Regions from separate parts of the Homo sapiens genome. Here region 2 is linked to region 1. Evidence: chromatin loops called from intact Hi-C (ENCODE). Cell type or tissue: transverse colon. All regions are shown on one strand. Links, peaks and the distances in the headings refer to the core of each region. The heading gives the core; the rest is flanking DNA.

What was found. Hi-C counts contacts between places; a loop is a spot of excess contacts. Peaks named below come from ENCODE experiments on the same cell type or tissue, not always from the same donor. Only the 100,000 strongest peaks of a DNase experiment are listed, where the experiment ranks them.
Region 2: it touches region 1 in a loop (6-fold over the local background); 15 of 110 quality-filtered maps call a loop at or near these places.

What each region holds. Positions count from the first base shown.
Region 1 is chr20:20,073,403-20,083,615 of GRCh38, forward strand. CFAP61 (cilia and flagella associated protein 61) reads left to right here. Exons shown (of 27, transcript NM_015585.4): 4 at 900-976; 5 at 1,787-1,854; 6 at 2,087-2,213. Among named protein-coding and RNA genes, the nearest start is that of CFAP61, 26 kb to the left of the region's middle. In transverse colon, for the core only: no CTCF peak of the experiment used is centred there; a DNase peak (open chromatin) is centred at 5,939; H3K27me3 peaks cover 2,838 bases.
Region 2 is chr20:20,819,556-20,829,768 of GRCh38, forward strand. No RefSeq gene overlaps it. Among named protein-coding and RNA genes, the nearest start is that of RALGAPA2, 110 kb to the left of the region's middle. RefSeq lists an enhancer at 1,376-2,165. In transverse colon, for the core only: a CTCF peak has its summit at 5,623 (motif pointing left); a DNase peak (open chromatin) is centred at 5,541; H3K27me3 peaks cover 3,661 bases.

The DNA.
Region 1 (10,213 bases), core at 942-8,941:
CCGACAGAAGTGGGGACAAGGCACACAGAAGTGCCACTGGTCCCACAAAGCTGTCCAGAAAATTATTCAAAAAACAAGAAACCTAGGCAGCACCTGTGCTGTCCTGATATAGGTACCAGCACCACCCTCACCAGTCAGCCAGTCTACATCTGCACTGTTTCCAGAATTTGAAGATTTGTTCATAAGCACAGGGGTACCGAGTTGAGTGGACCAATGTGTGGATGTTTGAACCATTTACTCATTATTTAGGCCACTTTAAAAGTCTCAGAAGGAGGAGACAAAGCTCTTTTAAAACTTGGAAGATTTAACTGGAAAGTCTTGCTAGAATCTTGCTACTGTGAGTTTTCAGCTCCCAGGTTTTTTGGATCCCAAGAGTAATATTTGATTCTGACTCTGGGAATGTTGAACAAAACAAGCCAATGGATTCTGAACGTGGCATCTGCCTTCCATTTTTCAAATTCATAAGAGCATCTCTCCCTCCTGTCACATGAATAGAGCAGCAGCTGCTGACTCAAGAGCGCCGGGAAAAGGGTGATTGTCTTTCACTTGGCATAGACACCCCTGAGGACAAGACTACTGAGTTAATAATCGATTTCACTCCCCTGCAGGCTCTCCCGCAGCTCATTCGTGAGGGCAGGAGGAAGGGCGGGTGCTCTGGACTCATTTACAGTCCCTGTTTCCTTAAATAATTGTGAGTAAGGAGGACAGAAGGCGGCAAACGGAGTCAGTGAGACAGCTCAAATGCCGCCTGGGTGTTGCATCACTTAGACATAAAATATCAACCCTAAATGCCAGGCTGTTCTGTGTCTGTGGATGCCCCGAAACCCTCTTTCCACCCTGTGCTGACCTAGCCCGAATACTGACTCAGCCTTTAATCCGTGTTCTCTCTTCTTCTGCAGCCCCTGAATACGTTGTTCATGCACCTCTTTGTGGCCGTGGATGAGTATTCTGTTGGCTGTTGCAAAGAGATTCTTCGGTGAGTGGATATGGCCGTGCAGTGGTGAACATGAAAGAGACTGTGTGGATAGTTTTGAAATATTTTTTAAAAGACATGAAATTCTTTGGGGTGTTTAATTTGCTTGTAATTTGTGGCTATATTAAAATATTTACTTTGAATAGCAATGATATTTCTGAAAGGAGATAGTTCTTTGAATCTATTGTCCATTCTGCACGCTGTTATCATTTGAGGCAAACAGATAGTGCAGTAATTTAAAGAAATGGATTTAGGTTGAGGGGAGTAGGAGAAGAATTAAGTGTCGCAAGCTTGGACATTTCTAAAAACTGCTTTTCTTTATCTTATCTTTAGAAATGTTTATTAACATGACAGACTTCAAAGCATCCTGAATAATAGGATGCATGGAAAATGACCAGCAGGGCTACCGAGTCATGGCGATGTGTCTCTGACAGCCTCTGACAGCCTGCACAGACATTTGGGGGTGGTGGTCACAGCTTTCAAGTCACTTTGTAATGTCACACCAGACCGTCCAGATGCCAGGTCAAAGGTTAATATTAGCAGAAATCTGGTGTGCCATATGAACATGGCACCCTTTATTCTCTCTGCCTCCATGGGACAGATCGAAAAGGGGCCCTTTAGAACCCAAGGAAAAGTAGAGAAGAAAAAGAAATTGCCTTGAGGCTGTTCTTGCCATTGCAGGTGGGGAGCAAAGGAGCCCATGTGGATTTAGGAACACCTCACCTTTTTAGTGACAGCATTTGTCTTCATCAAGTGCCAGCTGATGGGATTGCTTTGTTAGTAACACTGCCCCACCCTCTCTTTCCTCACCAGAACCGTGTATAAGGCAGTGCCAGAGCTGCACTTCATATTTCTCATCGTGCCATCCTACATGAGCCTAGGTAAGGCCCGCCCAACCACCTCTGGTCCCCGGTAGCAAACATTGAAAATTCACTCCCAGAATGGTGCTTTGGGGAATGAGAAATAAGAGTGGTCTCCAGGTCCTCAATGTACCATGTGCATATTTTATTAGAACAATTAAGCACAATTTAGAATGGAAACTACATTTTGTTCTGACATCCCAAATTTATTTCTTGATAAATAAGGACATGTTTCTTTATCTCTGTGATTTAGGCTCAACTCTCATAACTGTTTTTGACCAAGTGGGGAACATCCCGTGTCTGACGTATGAGGAAGACTTTGCAGTGCATATATGTCACAGGCACAGCCACTATCCTCAGCTGCACGTTCGCAAAGCCAGGTACAGTTGGAGTCATGCCTTGTGTGACCTAAGCTTCACTGGGACAGTCATCTTCCCAAGACTCTTTAAACTACCAATGCTAAGTGACTATAGCTTAGATCAAAATTTTTTACAATACTCATAAGCATTACTTCATTTGGATATCTTTATAGTTCCCCTTAATGACATTATTTGCAGGACTATCTGATGATACTCATTTGGTTCTATGTGGCTATAACATTATTCATTGACTCCTTAGGGGTTTCTGAAAACACACAATCCTAGGTCCCACACCAGTAAGATAACTTTCAAATAAAACAAGCTTAAAAATGAACCTGCCTATTCAGTTTTCTCGGTAAAACCCACCTATTTTCTGACATTCAGTGAATGAGGATGCTGTTGACCCCAAAGAGGGGTTTTCCAAATTGAAGGTCTCTACCATCAGGTGCCCCAAGTCCAGCAGTCTTAGGGAGATGGCTGTGGCAGTGTTTTCCAAAGATGGCTGCCACACTACTTTCCACCCCGCAGGCTACTCTTTGATGTGACTTTGCCACTCCTCTCTTCAAGCCTTGGGCGCTCCGTCCTCTCTTCCTGAAGCTGGGTGGGTTGTGACTGCTTTGACCAGTAGACCGTGGCCAAAGGGATGCTCTGGGACTTGTGAGGCTGGGAAGCTTCTGCCTGGCTCTCTCAGGATGCTTGCTCTGGAGGAAGCCAGCCATATGTAAGAAGTCTGGAGAAGCCACATGTTCGCAAGGGGAGGGGTGGTTGACAGCCCCAGCTGGGCTCCCGCTGACAGTTAGCTTCCACTGCCTGTGGTGTGAATGAGCCATTGTGGACACCCAGCCCAGGAGAGCCCCATATATCTACAGCACAGCTGACATCTGATCGCAGCCACATGACAGACCCCAAGTGAGGATGCCCAGCTGAGCCCTGCCAGAGTTCTGACTCACAAAACCATGAGCAATGTAGAGTGGCTGTTTGGAAATAAGAGTGCATTATGAAATCATCTCACAGAGGTGGTTGCTTGGCTTATCAGTGAAGAATAAATTGTATCTTTTGGGATCAGCCATTGCTGTGTTTGAGGAATGCTGACTTTCTTTAGAAAAGTATTTTAAAAGTTTTAAAAACTTTATAAAAGTAAGAGCCTATGATTTACCAGGCATGTAGCAGTGGTATGGCATCGTTGTTAAGAGTTTGTAATGCTGGCATCGGATAGATCTGGATTCTGATCTTGGCTCTCCTGCTCACGAGGTGGGTTAACTTACAAAAGGAACGTGACATCTGCGGGGGTGTAAGTTCCCTCTGTCAGTGGGTGTAAGCGTATTGTCTACAGCACAAGATTGTGATGATTGTGAGCTAATGAACATCAAGCACTTAGCACACTTCCTGCCACATGTAAGGGCCCAATAAATATTAAATATTATTATGACAAAGGGGCTTAGAGTTAAGTGGTGGGGAGAGACTCATCTTCAGTTAACTGTCATGTTGGTAGCTGAGAAGCGGGATGCACAGACAGAGATGAAGACAGCTTCATTACAACTGCTCCTCCGCCCAAAAAAACCCCTCTAAATGTCCATCCACCAGTTAATGTTGTTTACCCTTATAAACTGTGGTACATCCATACAGTGGATGCTACTCAGCAATTCAGTGGAATGAACCATTTACATATAGTAGCATGAATCAATCTCAGAAGGTTTATGCTGAGTGAAGGCAGACTTAGAAAAGCATATACAGTACTGCTGATTACACTTTTGTGATATACAAAATGGGTGAAAAGCATCCACAGAGATAGGAATCAGATAGAGATAGAAACCAAGATCATGGAGATCATGACACAGGCTGGAATTCTAGCAGCGACAGGTCACAGAGATCCAGGTTGTTGACAGCAAGAGTCAGACTCTGTAAAATGTTTGAAGAGGTTTATTCTGAGCCAAATACAAGTGACCAGGGCTTTGACACAGCCCCAGGAGGTCCTGAGAACATGTGCCTGAAGTGGTTGGGCTACAGCTTGGTTTTATACATTTTAGGGAGATATAAGACACAAATCAATAAATGTAAGATGTGCATTGGTTCAGTCTGGAAAGACAGGACAACTCAAAGCAGAGAAGAGCCTTCCAGGTCATAGGCGGATTCAAAGATTTTCTGATTGGCAGTTGATTGAAAGGGTTTATCTAAAGACCTGGAATCAATATGAGGGAGTGTCTGGGTTAAGATAGGGGTTGTGGAGACAGAGGTTCTTATTGTGCAGATGAGGCCTCCAGGTAGCAGGCTTCAGAGAGAATAGATTGTAAATCTTTTTTATCAGACTTAAAAATATGCCTGACTCTTAGTTAATTCTCTCTTGGATCAGGAAAAATGCCTGGAAAGGAAGGGGATTCACCACAGAATGTAGAATTTTCTCCGAAGAGACAGTTTTGCAGGGTCATTTCAAAGTATGTCAAAGAAATATATTTTGGGGTAAAAAACTTCAGTTTATTTCAGGGCCTGCCCTGCTGTCATGTTTGTATCTTATTCCTACAAAGAGTCTGTTCTGTCATTCTTAAGATCTCTGTTTTCATGTTAATCCTGGTCAAATGTTCCTAAATTCCAAAGGGAAAGTATAATGAGGCATGACCGACCACCCAATCCCATCATGCGCTGAACTGGTATTTCAGGTTTATGTTAGAATACCCTTGGCTGAGAGGAGGAGTCCATTCCATTGGTTTGGGGGAGCTTAGAATTTTATTTTTGGTTACGTGGTAGGGAAAGGATCAGGTCAGGTGCATAGATACAGAGAGACATGTTAGAGAGTAGCGCTTGGCTACCAGTTGGATGGAGGAGTTGAGGGATGAGGAGTTTATGGTAATTCAGGGTTTTCAAGTTTAGGGGAAATGGTGCTTTCATTAACTGAAAGTAGAAATAATAGATTTAAATGGACAGGAGAAGGTAGGAAATAGAAACAGAGGGAGAAGCCAGGTTTGAGATACACATTTGTGAGTTGTCAGTTTGTCAGTAAGTGGGGAGATCATGAAATGAAGGAGATTGTCTTGCTGAGGGGGAGATTGCACAGTGAAAAAGCACAGGACCAGGGCAGAACTTTGAAAGATGAAAATGAGCTATGAATAATGAAAACTAGAAGAGAGGGAGAGGAATACAGAAGAAATTAAGACTCATAAAGTGGCAAAAGATGCAGGGAAATGAAATTATTTAAGTAAAAGAGAAGCCATTAGATTTGGCAATTTAAAAAGGCACAGATAGGATGAATAAAACTGATACTTCCAGCCAAACTGACCAAGAAAAAAGACAAATTGCCAGTATCAGGAATGAAAGAGGTGGTATCACTTACAGATCCTACAGGCATTGAAAGATTAATATGGGGACATTACAGATAACTCAATGTCGATAAATCTAACAATTTAGATAAAAATGGGCCAACTACTTTAGGAACACAAATTACCAAAACTCATTTAAGAAAAAATAGGTAACTTGGATGCTTCCGTATCTATTAAAGAAAAATCAGATGAACTTTGGGTGAGAGGAAGGGGGCCCTCCTGCCCAGACATTGGCCTCTCCCCAACCCACAGCCTGATTTGCTCTTTTTCTCCTCTTTTTCTCTTGTTCTCATGACTCTGAACTCTGCCTTCCTCAGGACCTAGTCCTCAGTTTTCTCTCAAGCTCATCCCTTTGACTCCTCTGTGCCAACCTTGCCACTCAGTAACCAGTGCCCTACTTCTGAACTCTTGGTTTGGGGTGTGGTCTTGTCACTCCTTGAAGGGCAGAGTTTCACAGGAGAGGCCAAATTGCAGTGAGCGGAATAAATGGGAGGTAAGGAAATGAAAGCAAAGGAGTAGTCAGTGCTATTTTTTTTTTCCTTTTTGCTGGAGAAAGTCACTGCTCTTCAGAGAAGTTTTGTGTTGAAGGGAAGCAGAGAGAGGGAGGCCAGAAACCTACCTGCAGATGCTGAACATTATGCAAACAGTGTAATGTGATCCCGTTTTTCCTATCCACGTGGAGCATTTTATTTGCATTCTGAGAGCGGGGCAGCATGTCTCTTAACGAAGTTCACCAAGAAGCAGATGAACTTCAGATACATATTATCTACCTAATTTAGTTTGAGAGAAGAAAATTCCTCATATAAAATGATCTTTCATTACTTTCTTTTTATTAATAGCTAAATAATCCTCTCTTTATAAAACCCTTTGATAATGATACAAATACTAATGCAAGCCAAAGGCAGTCTGAAGAAATGGAATTTTGTGTATGAAATGACATTTTTAATTGGTTCTCTCATGTCTTTCAAATTTTTATTCCTGATTTATAAAGTGTCTCTTGTTAGTGTCAGGGGAGGCAAATAGACCCTCCTGTCCTTCAGGAAATTATATTTTTTAAAGAAATATTACCTTCAGTTTTTAAATTACAAGAATCTCCACAAATTAATTACTTAGGATCTTGTAAGTAGTGTAACAATTGTTACACTTTTATATTCATTTTAAAATCTCTCATTTTTTATGCCATTTACTAATTTTTTGGGGAGATGGGTTTATTTAATAAAATGAATTCTAGTTTCAAATCATAAAACTTAAAAGTAAAAGTTATTCTTTCATTTTTCTGTGTATGTAACTATACACACACAAGTATAGTGGCATACATGCACTCTCTCTACATATATACCTATATATATCTCCATGATCATATGTTCTGTTAATTATATTTTTCACTTAACATAGCATCTCATCATTTATCATCTTTAGAGATCAATTTCTTTCTTTTCTGATGGTGCCTGGTCCATGATGGCCTAACCATCATGTAGCTCTAATACAATTCATTTAGCTCTTGCTTATTTATGGAAATTTAATTTAAGTTGTTTCCTGTAAAAAATTTACCACTTTTTCTATAAAAAATAATACTGTAGTAAACAGCATTGTACATATATCATCCAGCATTCATATATAGTAGTGTACAACAGATAACTAAATGTGGAATTTGGTGTAGGAAATACCCAGATGTTTGCAAATTCTAAGATTTAAAAATAGATGCCACCAAATTATTCAACGTAAATATCATATCCATTTATATTCTGACCAAATAGAGTTGTTTCCTTACATCTTCATCAGTGCTGAGTATTTTCAGTTATTAAAACTGTTTCCTGGCCGGGCACAGTGGTTCACACCTGTAATCCCAGCACTTTGGGAGGCTGAGGCAGGCAGATCACGAGGTCAAGAGATTGAGACCATCTTGGCCAACATGGTGAAACCCCGTCTCTTCTAAAAATACAAAAATTAACTGGGCGTGGTGGCATGCATCTGTAGTCCCAGCTACTCGGGAGGCTGAGGCAGGAGAATCTCTTGAACCTGGGAGGCGGAGGTTGCAGTGATCCGAGATTGTGCCATTGTACTCCAGCCTGGCGACAGAGCAAGACTCCATCTCAAAAAAAAAAAGAAAAGAAAAAAGGTTCCCTGTTAGACCAAAATAGTATTTTGTTGCTTTAAATTGCATTTGTCTAAATCTGTGAGAGTTTGAGTGCCATTTTACAGGTTCCATTTTAAATGAATAAAATACTTGAATTTAAAGTAACTTCCAGTTAAGCTATCATCCTACCAGATGATTAAACATGTTCCTACAAAGTAGGCAATTCTAGACAATTCCAAAGGATTGGGCAGGGGATAGATATGAGTTACTTACAACTGACAAAGGCAAATTTCTAAAAGTATTTTCTTAAGTTTTAGTCAGGATACCCGATTTGTATCTTGGGAATTATCATTTTCTGGAGGTATGTAGGGCTTAATTAAGGACTTTCAACTTAGTTATTCAGCAAGGGATTATTGTAATAGAAAACTTGTATATAAATCCAACACTGAAAATGACATGTATAGAAGCAGCCCATTCAAAAATTCCCTATTCCTTTCACTTTTTAGTAAGGTATTGTCTGTTAATTTACTCGCTAATAGCCTACTTGTCACTCAGGATGCAGGGTGCAGGAGAAAAGATGTGGGATGTGCTCAGCCCAGTGCCAGGCTCCCAGTAAGCATTTGGTAACAGATGGTTATGGTTTGGTCTCCCTTTCTGCCTCCTTTCCTACACCCCTTCCTTCTTTTCTTCCATTTTTCTCTTGAAAACTTGAGTGCTATGGACTATAACCTTCAGTGGACAAGGTTCACAAAACTTGAAATAAACCTGGATACCTTAACCTGAGGTCTTGCACATACAGCCCCTGATGTGCCCATAGAAAATCTGAAAGAAGCAAAACACAAGAGGAATGATAGCAAAGAGGTGACAGTGGGTACTTTGCAGTGAGGAAGGGATGTTTATTAGAAGATAAGTGGACAGTAGTGAATTCGTGTGGAAATGGTGACAGTATGGCAGTCAGTGCCTTTGCCTGCAGAAGGTAGAGAGTGTGGCACATTTTAGAAAGCCCTCTATCCACATGTTCAGATTCGAGTTTTGATACTTGCAGGCACAGAATTTCATGTATCTGGAGATTGCAGTTGTGTGGACTACCTCCCTCCTTAACAACGCTAGAAAAATGGAGACTTTACAGAACATCAAATGGGCGTGGCTGTGTGCCTCTTAGGTTGCCTCCTTTCTCTTATTTCCCTCACATGTATTTTTTGACATCCGTTTCAACGATAGTTACTTGCACTGATAGTTAATGGTGAAGAACACAATTCGTAAGACACTGAACCAGTGAAGGGTTTGGGGATGTAATTATCCTTCAGCCATTTGGCTAGTGACACATTCAAAACCAATGAATTAACACTGTAATCCCCTGTCCTGTTTCTTTGATTTACCCATGTGGAAAATTATGCTGTAATCTGCCCATCTACTTAGACAGTAATTAGTGAAGTTACTGTTCTGTACTTTTCATACTATCTGAAATAAAGCATAGCTACTTCTGGACACACCTCTAAAATCTACAGTGGGCTTAATTAATCATCCATGGTGGATTTGAGATGTGTTCAGATTTAGAAACTACTGGCATGCTCTTTTTCTGGGGGAAAACCTGTCTTTTTCAAGTCCTCCTGGGGCTGGGAGGAGACTTGGCCAAGGAAAGGATTATGTGCTTTCAAACAATGTTGTGAAATAACTGGTTTCCTTAGTGGAGTATTGCTTCTTTGTTGATAACAATGGTTGATTAAATTGGCTCAACCTTGTTGCTTTTTAAAATAGATGAAAAATCTCTAATCATCAGGGAAATGCAAATTAAACCACAGTGAGATACTACTACCTTACTCCTGCAAGGATGGCCATAATTTAAAAGTCAAAAAACAGCAGATGTTGGCATGGATGTGGTGAAAAAGAACACTTTTACGCTGCTGGTGGGAATGTAAACTAGTACAACCACTATGGAAAACAGTGTGGAGATTCCTTAAAGAACTAAAAGTAGAGCTACCACTCAATCCAGCAATCCCACTACTGGGAATCTACACAAAGGAAAATAAGTTATTATATGAAAAAGATACATGTATACACACGTTTATAGCAGCACAATTTACAATTGCAAGGATATGGAACCAACCTAAGTGCCCATCGACCAATGAGTGGTTAAAGGAAATGTGATATTCATACACCGTGGAATACTACTCAGCCATAAAAATGAACAAAATAATGTCTTTTGTTGCACCTTGGATGAAGCTGGAGGCCATTATTCTAAGTGAAGTAACTCAGGAATGGAAAACCAAATACCGTATGTTCTCACTTGTAAGTGGGAGCTAAGCTATGAGGACACAAAGGCATACAGAGTGACATAGTGGACCGTGGGGGCTGGGGAGGGGGAGGTTCGGAGGGGGTGAGGAATAAAATCCAACCTATTGGGTACAGTGTACACTGCTCAGGTGATGGGTGCACTAAAATCTCAGAATTCACTACTAAGGAACTCATCCATTTGACTAAAAACCACCTGTATTCCCAAAACTATTGAAATTAAAAGAAATAAAATAGATGAAAAAAACATTCTTTAAGATTTAAGATGGGTGGTTTGTAATTACAAACTTTTAACTCTTAAGGCAATCATTTTAATGAAACATTTGATAGTCCCATGTCAT
Region 2 (10,213 bases), core at 954-8,953, 750 kb after region 1:
TGGCACCAGAGATAGGCCCCTTTAGATCATTGCCCCTACTCATGTGTTAATAAAGTAATCTTCCTCTGAACGTAGCAATCTGTAACCAATCAAACTGCTGTAAAGGCAAGGCGTGGTGGCTCGCACCTGCAATCCCAGAACTTTGGGAGGCTGAGGTGGGTGGATCACTTGAGCCCAGGAGTTTGAGAACAGCCTGGGAACATGGTGAAACCCCGTCTCTACAAAAAAAAAAAAAAAATTAGCTGGATGTGCTGCCACAGGCCTGTAGTCCAGCTACTTGGGAGGGTGAGGTGGGAGGATGGCATGAGCCTGGAAGGCAGAGGTTGCAGTGAGCCAAGATCACACCACGGCACTCCATCCTGGGCAACTGAGTGAGACCCTGTTTAAAAAAGAAAAAAAATCGCTGTAACATATGCAGTGGTCTCATATGTAAAATGTTGTGATCTTGCTAAAATTTGTCTGTTTCTACAAGTAAAACTGTAACTTATGCACTTTGGAATGCCGACCCCATTTGTTGTCAGTGTCCTCGGGTGTCTATCCTCAAGCATTGCAATCAAATAAACTCTATACTTAATCATATTTTCTGAATTTCATTATTTAAGGTAGATAGGAATAGGAGAGCCAGTTGTCGAACGTTTACCGCACTACACTGGTGCAATCTGTCAGCACCTCCCCTCCTACCCGGAAGCACAACTTTTCCGTCCTGTCCTGAGGATCCATACTGAGTTCTGGGACACCATGCAGTCATGCCCAGGGCTCACCACATGGGGGAGTTAATTCCTTGTGGAGCTAATATTTGACAAATAAGAAACGAGAGCTGGTGGATTAATTCTTGCCTCTTCCCCGCTCCCCACCGCAGACGGTCCTACTTACAACGCAGCTCAGAGCACAGTTCTGTTGCATTGAGCTATCCCCTGCACTTAGCAGCAGCCTGTCCCTCACACCTCCTAGGATGGCTCTCCCTCCTCTTCCCATTCTCTTATTCCTCTGCTCTGAGATCGAACTCCCTTTAACAATAGCACATTCAGGCTTTGCGTTCTAGGGAAGTCAGGGTAAGACAGGACCTAATGTGGAAAGTGAGTGTGGTTGGGAAGAGCAAGGGATTGTGTAGGAACCTGAAGCCAGCAACACGGAGGCTGTCACAACCCCTGGCTTGAAGAGACAAGGGCAGGGAGCATTTAGCAAAAACCAGATGGGGAGAAAGTCATCTTAAAATGATCTGAGGCCTTCCATTGTGGGGCACAGACAGGAAGGTAGGAAAGGAAATATCCAGTCCACAGCCTGTCCCCTCCCTCACCCTCTCACCAGGGAGCCTCATTCACTGGACATAATTTGGAGCCAGCGGACAGAGATGGGCTGGGGTGGGGCAGGAATGGGAGAAGAGTGGCTGGAAGGACAAATGGAAATTGTTTATCACATTGTCCTCGAGCAAAATCTACTAATTAGCATTCCCAGTTGCCAGTCACGCCTTTCACTCGGGAGAGAGGCTGGTCAGATTATGCAGTGGCACCCAGGGAGACATCAGCTGTGCGAAGAATGAGAGGGGCCAAAACAAACTAAGAAAAAACAAATTCTGGAAGAAACAAAGGTAATTTAGAGAACAGAAAAGAACTCGAAAACAAACCTATTACCTCAATTCAACATGGACAGCATCTGGTGAATAAAAGGAACGCTCAAATAAGAAAGAGTTCTTAGAAATTAAAAAAAAATGATTAGAGAAATATGAAATTCAACAGAGGGACTAGAAGCTAAAGCAGAAAAAGTCTTCCAGTTCCTCAGGCAAAACCACAGAAACCGCAGACCATAAAGATGAGCCATGGAAGTTTAATTCAAGATATTAGCCCAGAACGAGAGACCAAAAAATACTGAAGGAATAATTCTGGGAAAAAAAAAAGTGTTTATAGAAGAAAATGCCCCAGGGCTGAGTATCTACATCTTGCAGAGAGCTAGACTTTGTCTCCCTTTATCGACAAGTGCTTGGACGCTGCCTTCAGGGTCTGGGTGTAACCTGGGCGAAGCAGCTCCCTCCAGCCCCGGGCAATTCCTGGAGAGGGATTAGGAGTTCACCATCAGCAACAAGTAGTTTGGGTAACAGGGAAAGAGGCTTGGGACCTGAAAGGGGTGCATCACAGCATCCACCACATCCACCCCTTGGGCACCACTAGAATCCAGCTGCTTTGAATAGACGTTTATCCTCTGTGGGAACAGCTCGTCCAGGATGGTGGCTGGGCATTTTTATTGGAGAAACATAGAACAGAAAGGATATTGACATACATTGTAATCCCCATGACTGCATTCAGCCCCGAGGCTGTAGCTGATTCTCATTATCTCCTCTTCTATTTTACTCCATCTTTATACCCTCACCTCTTGCCTCTAGTGCCTCTGCTGGCCTAGGTGGCTTATCTGGGAGAGTAACCCAGACCTTCATCCCTGAGGAGAGCAAGCCCTGGCCACAGTCTTTCACAGGCGTGGCTGCTGCATTTGTTCATTTCCATCAAAATTGGGCGGGTGTTGGGAACCAAGAGATGCTCTGGCCGATCACGTGGGGGCCTGACCTATTGTTCTGCAACAGCAGCCCTGCCTCCTCCTGAGGAATGTGGATAATTTGCCTGCCAGCAAGGTGACTCTTTTTCTTGTCTGCTGGTCGCTTGGCAAGAGGAACCCAAAGTGATAAGGCAGCAGCAATAGCTTAAATGTAGTAGGACTCACACGGTTTCTCCTGGAAGAAGTGTTACCCCTCTAGGAACTGGGATCTTATAGACTAGTGCTGTCTGATAGAACTTTCTATGATGATGGAAATGTTCTATATCTGATTTGTCCAACATGGTAGATAATAACTATGTGTGGCCACTGAGCCCTTGAAATCTGGCTAGTGTGTCACGGAGAGTGAATTTTAAGGCCAGGCGTGGTGGCTCATGCCTGTAATCTCAGCATTTTGGGAGGCCAAGGTGGGGGGATTGCTTGAGCCCAGGAGTTTGAGACCAGCCTGGGCAACATAGTGAAATTCTGTCTCTACAAAAAATAAAAAGAAAATAAGCCAGGCATGGCTGAGGTGGGAGGATTGCCTGAGCCTGGAGGTTAAGGCTGCAGTGAGCTGTGATCATACCACTGCACTACAGCCTGAGTGACAGAGTGAAAGCCTGTCTCAATAAATAAATAAATCAACAAATATGTAAAGTGAATTTTAAACTTTATTTTAATTACTTTAAATTTAAATAGCTACATTGGGATAGTGGCTACTGTGTTGGCCAGTGCAGCTCTGTATCATCAGAACCTAAAGCTGCAGAGTACAATGCCCAAACTCCCCACCTGGGTCACTGGAGGTGATGGTGAGTAGGGCCACGCCTTAATATCCATGCCTTGGCTCTATCAATAGGGGACATGGCACCATGCCATGGTCTTTGATTCAGGGCATATACTACATCCCAGAGAATGCCACCCTATACCGGAAGGGCATCATCTCCAAGCTGGAGCCCCAGCTGTGCCTTCAGAAGGCTCTGGCATCACTTTCTCAGGCATCAGCTTGTGAGTGCTGCAGAGAGGACTACTAGACCCATGACCAAGTATCCCTCCTCTGCTGTGAAGTGGGTTGCTTGATCCGAGGTGGTGGTGAGTAAGCGGAGCTCCATGTTGGTGGATCAAATATTATAAGATGGATTGTGGTGCTGGCCAACACTCTACAGGCAGGGAAGCAGAATGTGTGTTGCCTCCAAGCAAGATGAATTGCTCCCCCTTCCAGAGTGAAGGGATCCAGTGTCATCAACTCGCCACCAACTCTTTCATCGGTCACTTTGAAAGATTAGGGGTTTGACTTTGGTTTCTGTGGCTCGCAAATTGGCCCTTTGGCTGTGGCAGTGGCTCAGCCTTGGCGAGTTGGAGCTCTTCTGTCTGGCACATGCAGAGCCTCCACCCCTGCCACCATGGCCTTTCCCTTTGTGAGCCCGTTGTGCCAGCACTGGGACAACCGATGGCAGAGGCTAGAACAGACAGCAGCTGACCGAGCCGTTCTCTCTCCTTGGCTGTGTCAAGCCTTTTCTGGGTTGTTTGCTCTCTGGCGGATATTAACATCTGTGCCAGGATCTTCACTGGGTGCCAACTTCCATAGACACAGTCACATGTCTCTTCCCCTCCGTGTTCTCAACCTTCCTCCTTCCAGGCCCTGACGAGCCCATCAAATCACACAAGACTGCCCAGGAGCCAATGTGGAGTCTGATTTCAGGATACTTCTCTTTCTACACTGCCTGAAGCCCTGCCCACTGCGAGAGCTTCCCCATTACCGCCGTCTCTCATGACCACCCTGAATGAGGCGGCCAGAGTACATCTGCAGCCAGTTTTTATTTTGTGCCCACATTTCAAGCTCACTCACCCCTGCACCAAGCTTAACCTTTCCCCTCCTCTGTCAGGTGATCACAAGGGACTCTCCCATGTGCCTCTGAGTGCGATCTGAGGGAAGGGCGCTGGTGTGGGGGTGATGGCACATGGGAGCGTGGGTCACAGCTCCATCACCAAATCGTTCCTCTCCTCATGTTCCTGCCCCTCGTTTATGTTGTGACTTGACCCTGGTTCTTGCTCTGGAATCCAGGAGGGAGGTGGGGACACAGCCTAGGGCAGGGATGTGCATGTTGTCTGGCAAGATAAAGGCTCAAGTGATCCCACAGGGAGCTCTGGAGCTAGGATGTCCCTTTGGCATCATCCTGAATTGAGGTGAGAGGACTGGCCCTTTTCCCTCCATATTGTCCAGACATTGGCTGCAAGCTGCCTCCCGAGAGAGTCACCACAACCTTGGCCAGGGTAGTCAATGCCCAGAGAAGCTCTCAGCTGTGAGCTGTGAGCAATGGCTCTCCCAGCAGCTGGGGGTGTGAGTGCCTCGCTCCAGAAGGGAGATCTAACTCTAGAATTCACCCAGCGCTCTGCTCTGTTCAGCCGCCAATAATACAGAGAAGATTCTACAGGCCTCCAGAGAGAAAAAAGAGGACTTAGAAAAAAATAAAATTAGAAAACAACATTTTATTTTTAAAAAAATTCCTTCCTTTTGTAAATGTTTGCTAAAATCATCCCTTAATCAGTTAAGGGATCAATTCAAAGACTACTGGTTGAGGTAGTACTAATTCTACTGTGTCAAAAACAACTCGCTTTACTAAAGTAAGCCTTGTAGGGGTAGGATTTGGGGTTGTCCTGTACAACTAACTGCTACCTGGAGTCCTCTACTTCCCCTCAAAGGAGAAAAAATAAGAACGAGAAAAAGAGCAGAGGCGGTACAGAGGAAGGATCACTCTGAAATGAGCAGAGGAACGCGTGGACCATGCAAGACTGTGGGGCTCCCCGTGGATCGCCCCGAAGTGCTCTGAATACCAAGCAATTCTTCAAAGTCTTATCACAAGACAGTGACCATCATGTATAGACAGCTTACATTTGTTGAGTAGGAAAGTGTCCCAGGGCCTGCTCCCTGCTCTGCCACACGTGGAGGCCCAGGGCTGGGGCTGTGTTCTGTGGGAGAAATCCGCGGGGTCGAGCTGGTGGGGAGACGCCTGGTAGGGCGAGGCGTTTGGTTTACTCTTGTGACTTTGGTCAACGCTCTGCAGGTTTGGCCGGCTCTTCTCTAGCGCCCTCTGCTGGAAAACGTCAGGAACTCTGTATTGAAAATACGTAATGAATATTTTTCAGTTTTTGGGCTTTTCTAGTGGGGAATTCCAGGTGCTCTCTCCAAAGCCCAGAGCCTCCCCAAGAGGAGCAGCTTTTACGAGACATTCTAGAAGGCAGAGAGGAGAATTCTGCTTCAGTCTGGTCTGAGAGGGGCCTGGGAGCCTCTCTGGTGGGTAAGAACCCAACTCTGGCACTGTCCCCCGCTGAGACTGTGAGCTGCGAGGGAGGCCGGGGTGCAGGCCTGCCTCCAGCGTGATTAGCTGTCTCAGGGGACAAATTCATCCCCAAGTACACCGTGAGGGGTTTCTGCCTCTCTTCCCATCTTGCTTTGAGGGTGGTAACAAGATTTATTCTTGAAATTGAAGGGGCTAAGTATTTTATACCAAACCTATAATTTGTTTTATTATTTTTTGAGACAGGGTCTCACTCTGTTGCCTAGGCTGGAGTGCAGCACTCACTGCATGCTCTATCGTGGCCTCGACCTCCCAGGCTCTGGTGATTCTTCCATCTCAGACTCCCAAGTAGCTGGGACTGCAGGCGCCCACCACTATGCCCCACTAATTTTTGTATTTTTATTTTATTTTTTGAGACAGAGTCTCACTCTGTCACCCAGGCTGGAGTGCAGCGGTGCAATCTTGGCTCACTGCAACCTCCGCCTCCCGGGTTCCAGCGATTCTCCTGCCTCAGCCTCCCAAGTAGCTAGAATTACAGGCACACACCACCATAGCCAAATAATTTTTGTATTTTCAGTAGAGCTAGGGTTTCACCATGTTGGCCAGGCTGGTCTCAAACTCCTGATCTCAGGTGATCCGACCGCCTCAGCCTCCCAAAATGCTGGGATTACAGGCATGAGCCACGGCGCCTGGCCATATTTTTGTAGTTTTAGTAGAGACGAGGTTTTGCCATGTTGGCCAGGTCTTGAACTCCCGGCCTCAAGTGATCCTTCCATCTTGGCCTCCCAAAGTGCTGAGATTACAGAAATGAACCACCGCGCCCGGCCTAGAATTTATTTTTATATCGGTCTTCCCAAGTGACAAGTGCTGTTCTATAGAACGCTCACTTGAAATTATGCACAGGGAACTTTTTGCTCAAAACAAAAGATCCCCATGTTCAAATACGACTCCTATGGAATGTGCTTGCGTGCCTCCTCTGGAGACTGTAAGCTTCAGGTGGAAGCTTGGAACTTAGGATTTCATTATTCTGTGGACGCAGGGATCGGTGGATGGATAGGAGGACAAACAAATGACACATTCCTTTTTTTTCTTTTTGCTCATTGTATTTTTTTAAAAAACATTTTAAGTCTACTGTACATACAGAAATATGAACAAATAATAATTGTATAGCTTGATGACGTTTCTCAAACTCACCTCTGCACCTGGATCCAGGAAGAGAACATCCCCAGACAGTCTCTCACACCGTCCCCCATGAAGGTGGCTACTCTCCTGATTCTAACAGCAAGGATTCCTGTGACCAGCTTTTGTCCTTTGCCCAGATAGAACTACGCGGTGTGTTCTCGTCAGTGTCTGGCTTTTTCGCTCCCTATCAGGAGTGTAAGATTTACCCACATTTTTGTGTGCATGGATTATAATTATGGCAGTGCAATCTCTTATCATAACAATTAGTTTGTGTTCTCCCAGAAGAGACCCTGAGCAAGGATCCTAGTGTAAGCAGTTTATTGGGTGACGAAGAAAACCCTGGCAAATGAGGTGAATTAGGAAGAGAGACAAGGAAAGGTAGGTGGCCAATAATAGGTGTGTTATATAGCAAATTACCACTGTGGGCACCTGGAGCTCAATCCCGCCGGTACCTCTGGGAGACGGTGTGGAGATGCCTCGGAGGGATGCAGGAGCTGTGTATTCACATCCAAGCTCCATACAGTCACTGGCTGATGGGCAAAGACTGTCTGTGTTAATGCCCTGGAACTCCCAGCCAGCTGCAGGGAGAGGCACAGGGGCTCTGGTGTTCGCGAAAGCTCTTGGAGGAAGAACAGCAGTGAAGGCAGTGGGAACTCAGGGAAGAGGGAGAGGGAAAGGAATCTGGGCAGTCAGAATCTGCTACAGACTCCGTGGATCAGGGTTTTACGTGACGCTTCTGTACTCAGCAAAGAACATTCTGGACCAGGTACTTGCTTTTCCTGTGAGAACATTTGCTGTGTTCATCCATCCCACGTCCTTTCATTCTCTTCCCACTTTTCCTTTTGCAAAGCTACACTTTGCTCAGATGCAGACAGCCTTAGTGGGTCTGTCAAACGCAGCCTAGGGTGGGTCTTGACCTAAGCTAGGCCAGCCAAAACCTGTCCTTCGGGGCAGGAAAGGGCTGGGACTGCCTTCTCCTGGGGTGGTGCCTCCATCAGTTCTCGCTGTCTGGTTTCCTGGGATTGCCCAGCTTCTTCTTGTCACTTGCTAGTGAAAGTTTTCCTCAAGGTTCTGTGAACTGCCCCATATTCTAATAAATTCCTCTTTTTGACTGTCTAAGTCCAGGCCCTCCAAGCAGCAGATGCCAAGGTGGAATTAGATTTCTAAGGGATTTATTGGAGAAATTGTGGAGGGCACCAGAGGAGGCTGGCAGACCCTTCAGCCAACATGCAGGTCTGACCCTGTGGAGGAGCGAGGGAAGGAAGGAAGGAAAGAAGGAAGGGAGGGAGGGGGGGCGGGAGGAAGGAAGGAAGGGGAGGAGGGGGAAGGGAGGGAGGGAGGAAGGAGGGCACCAGATGAGGCTGGCCGACCCTTCAGCCAACATGCAGGTCTGACCCTGTGGAGGAGCGAGGGAAGGAATGGAGTGAGGAGGGAGGAAGGAGGAAGGAAGGGGAAGGAGAGGACAGGCAGGGAGGGAGGGAAGAAGCAGGGAGAGAGGGAGTGAGGGAGGAAGGAAGGCACCAGAGGAGGCTGGCAGATCCTTCAGCCAACATGCAGGTCTGACCCTTGTGGAGGAGTGAGGGAAGGAAGGAAGGGAGGGAGGGAGGGAGGGAGGAAGATTTGATAGGAAAAGTTTTTGCAATGCAATTCTCAAAGAGTTTTGGCAAGTCCGAGGGCGGTGGGGGTGGTCCTTAAGCCAAAATTAGCTGGGTCTCAAAGAATAAACCTGCCTTAATATCCCTGCTGCTTTTAGTCATTGGCTGGAAACAGTCCATGGAAGTATAGACTTTGGGCCTAAAGTCAGGGGCAGCACCTGGAGCCTTTGGTCAATTATGCTCGCTGCAGCAGGAAACCTGAGAGGCACAGCTGTCACGTTGCCTCAGTTAACAAGACAGCAGCCAAAGCTACACCAGCTGATACAGTTCCTTTACCTCTATGGCTGTTTCTTTTTAATATATATATATAAATTTAAATATAAATTGCCTTTCTCCTTGATTTATTTGGATAATTAATAGTATATGACATCTACTTATCACACTCTGCATGCCACATTGAACCAATTACACTGTTAGAGTTTCATTTTGTTATCTGAAACTCTAGCCATATGTTTTGTTTTTAAAATGCAAATGCCCCTTAGTAGTGTTAAGTCTTAGTTGTTTACCCTTTCGTAAAACCAATGTTATCCAGCTGGCTCAATCCCACTTTCCAGCTGTTGGACCTTAGGCAAGTCTGTGAACCTCTCTGAGCCTCAGTTTTCTCATCTGTAAATGAGACCCTGCTCATGGGGTGACATAGTTTTACTCTGTGTCCTCACCCCAAAATCATCTCAAATTGTAATCCCCACATGTCAGGGGAGAGACCTGGTCGGAGGTGATTGGATCATGGGGTCAGTTTCCCCCATGCTGTTCTTGTGATAGTAAGTGCATTCTCACAAGATCTGATGGTTTAAAAGTTTAAAAATGTCCCCCTTCGCATGCTCTCTCTGTCTCCTACTGCCATATAAGACGTACCTTGCTTCCCTTCCCCTTCTGCCATTATTGTAAGATTACTGAGGCCTCCCCAGCCATGCAGAACTGTGAGTCAATTAAACCTCTTTTCTTTATAAATTACCCAGTCTTGGGTAGTTCTTTATAGCAGTTTGAAAATGGACTAATAGAGAAAATTGGTATCAGGATAGTGGGGTACTGCTATAAAGATAACCTGAAAATGTGAAAGCAACTTGGGAAGTGGGTAATGGGCAAAGGTTGGAACAGTTTGAGGGGCTCAGAAGAAGACAGGAAGATGTTGGAAGTTTGGAAATTCCTATAGATTTGTTGAATGGTTTTGACCAAAATGCTGATAGTGATATGGACAATAAAATCCGGGCTGAAATGGTCTCAGATGGAGATGAGGACTTACTGGGAACTGGAGCAAAGGTCACTCTTGCTATGCTTTAGCAAAGAGACTGGCAGCATTTTGCACCTGCCCTAGAGATCTGTGGAACTTTGACTTGAGAGAGAAGAGTGAGGGTATCTGGCAGAAGAAATTTCAGAAACTTTTCTGAAAGCATACAGTCATATGCATTCACAAAGAGATGATTTGAAATTGTAACTTATGTTTAAATGGGAAGCAGAGCATAAAAGTTTGGGAAATTTGCAGCCTGACCATGTGGTAGTAAAGAAAAACCCATTTTCTAGGGAGAAATTCAAATGCCTGCAGAAATTTGCATAAGTAAT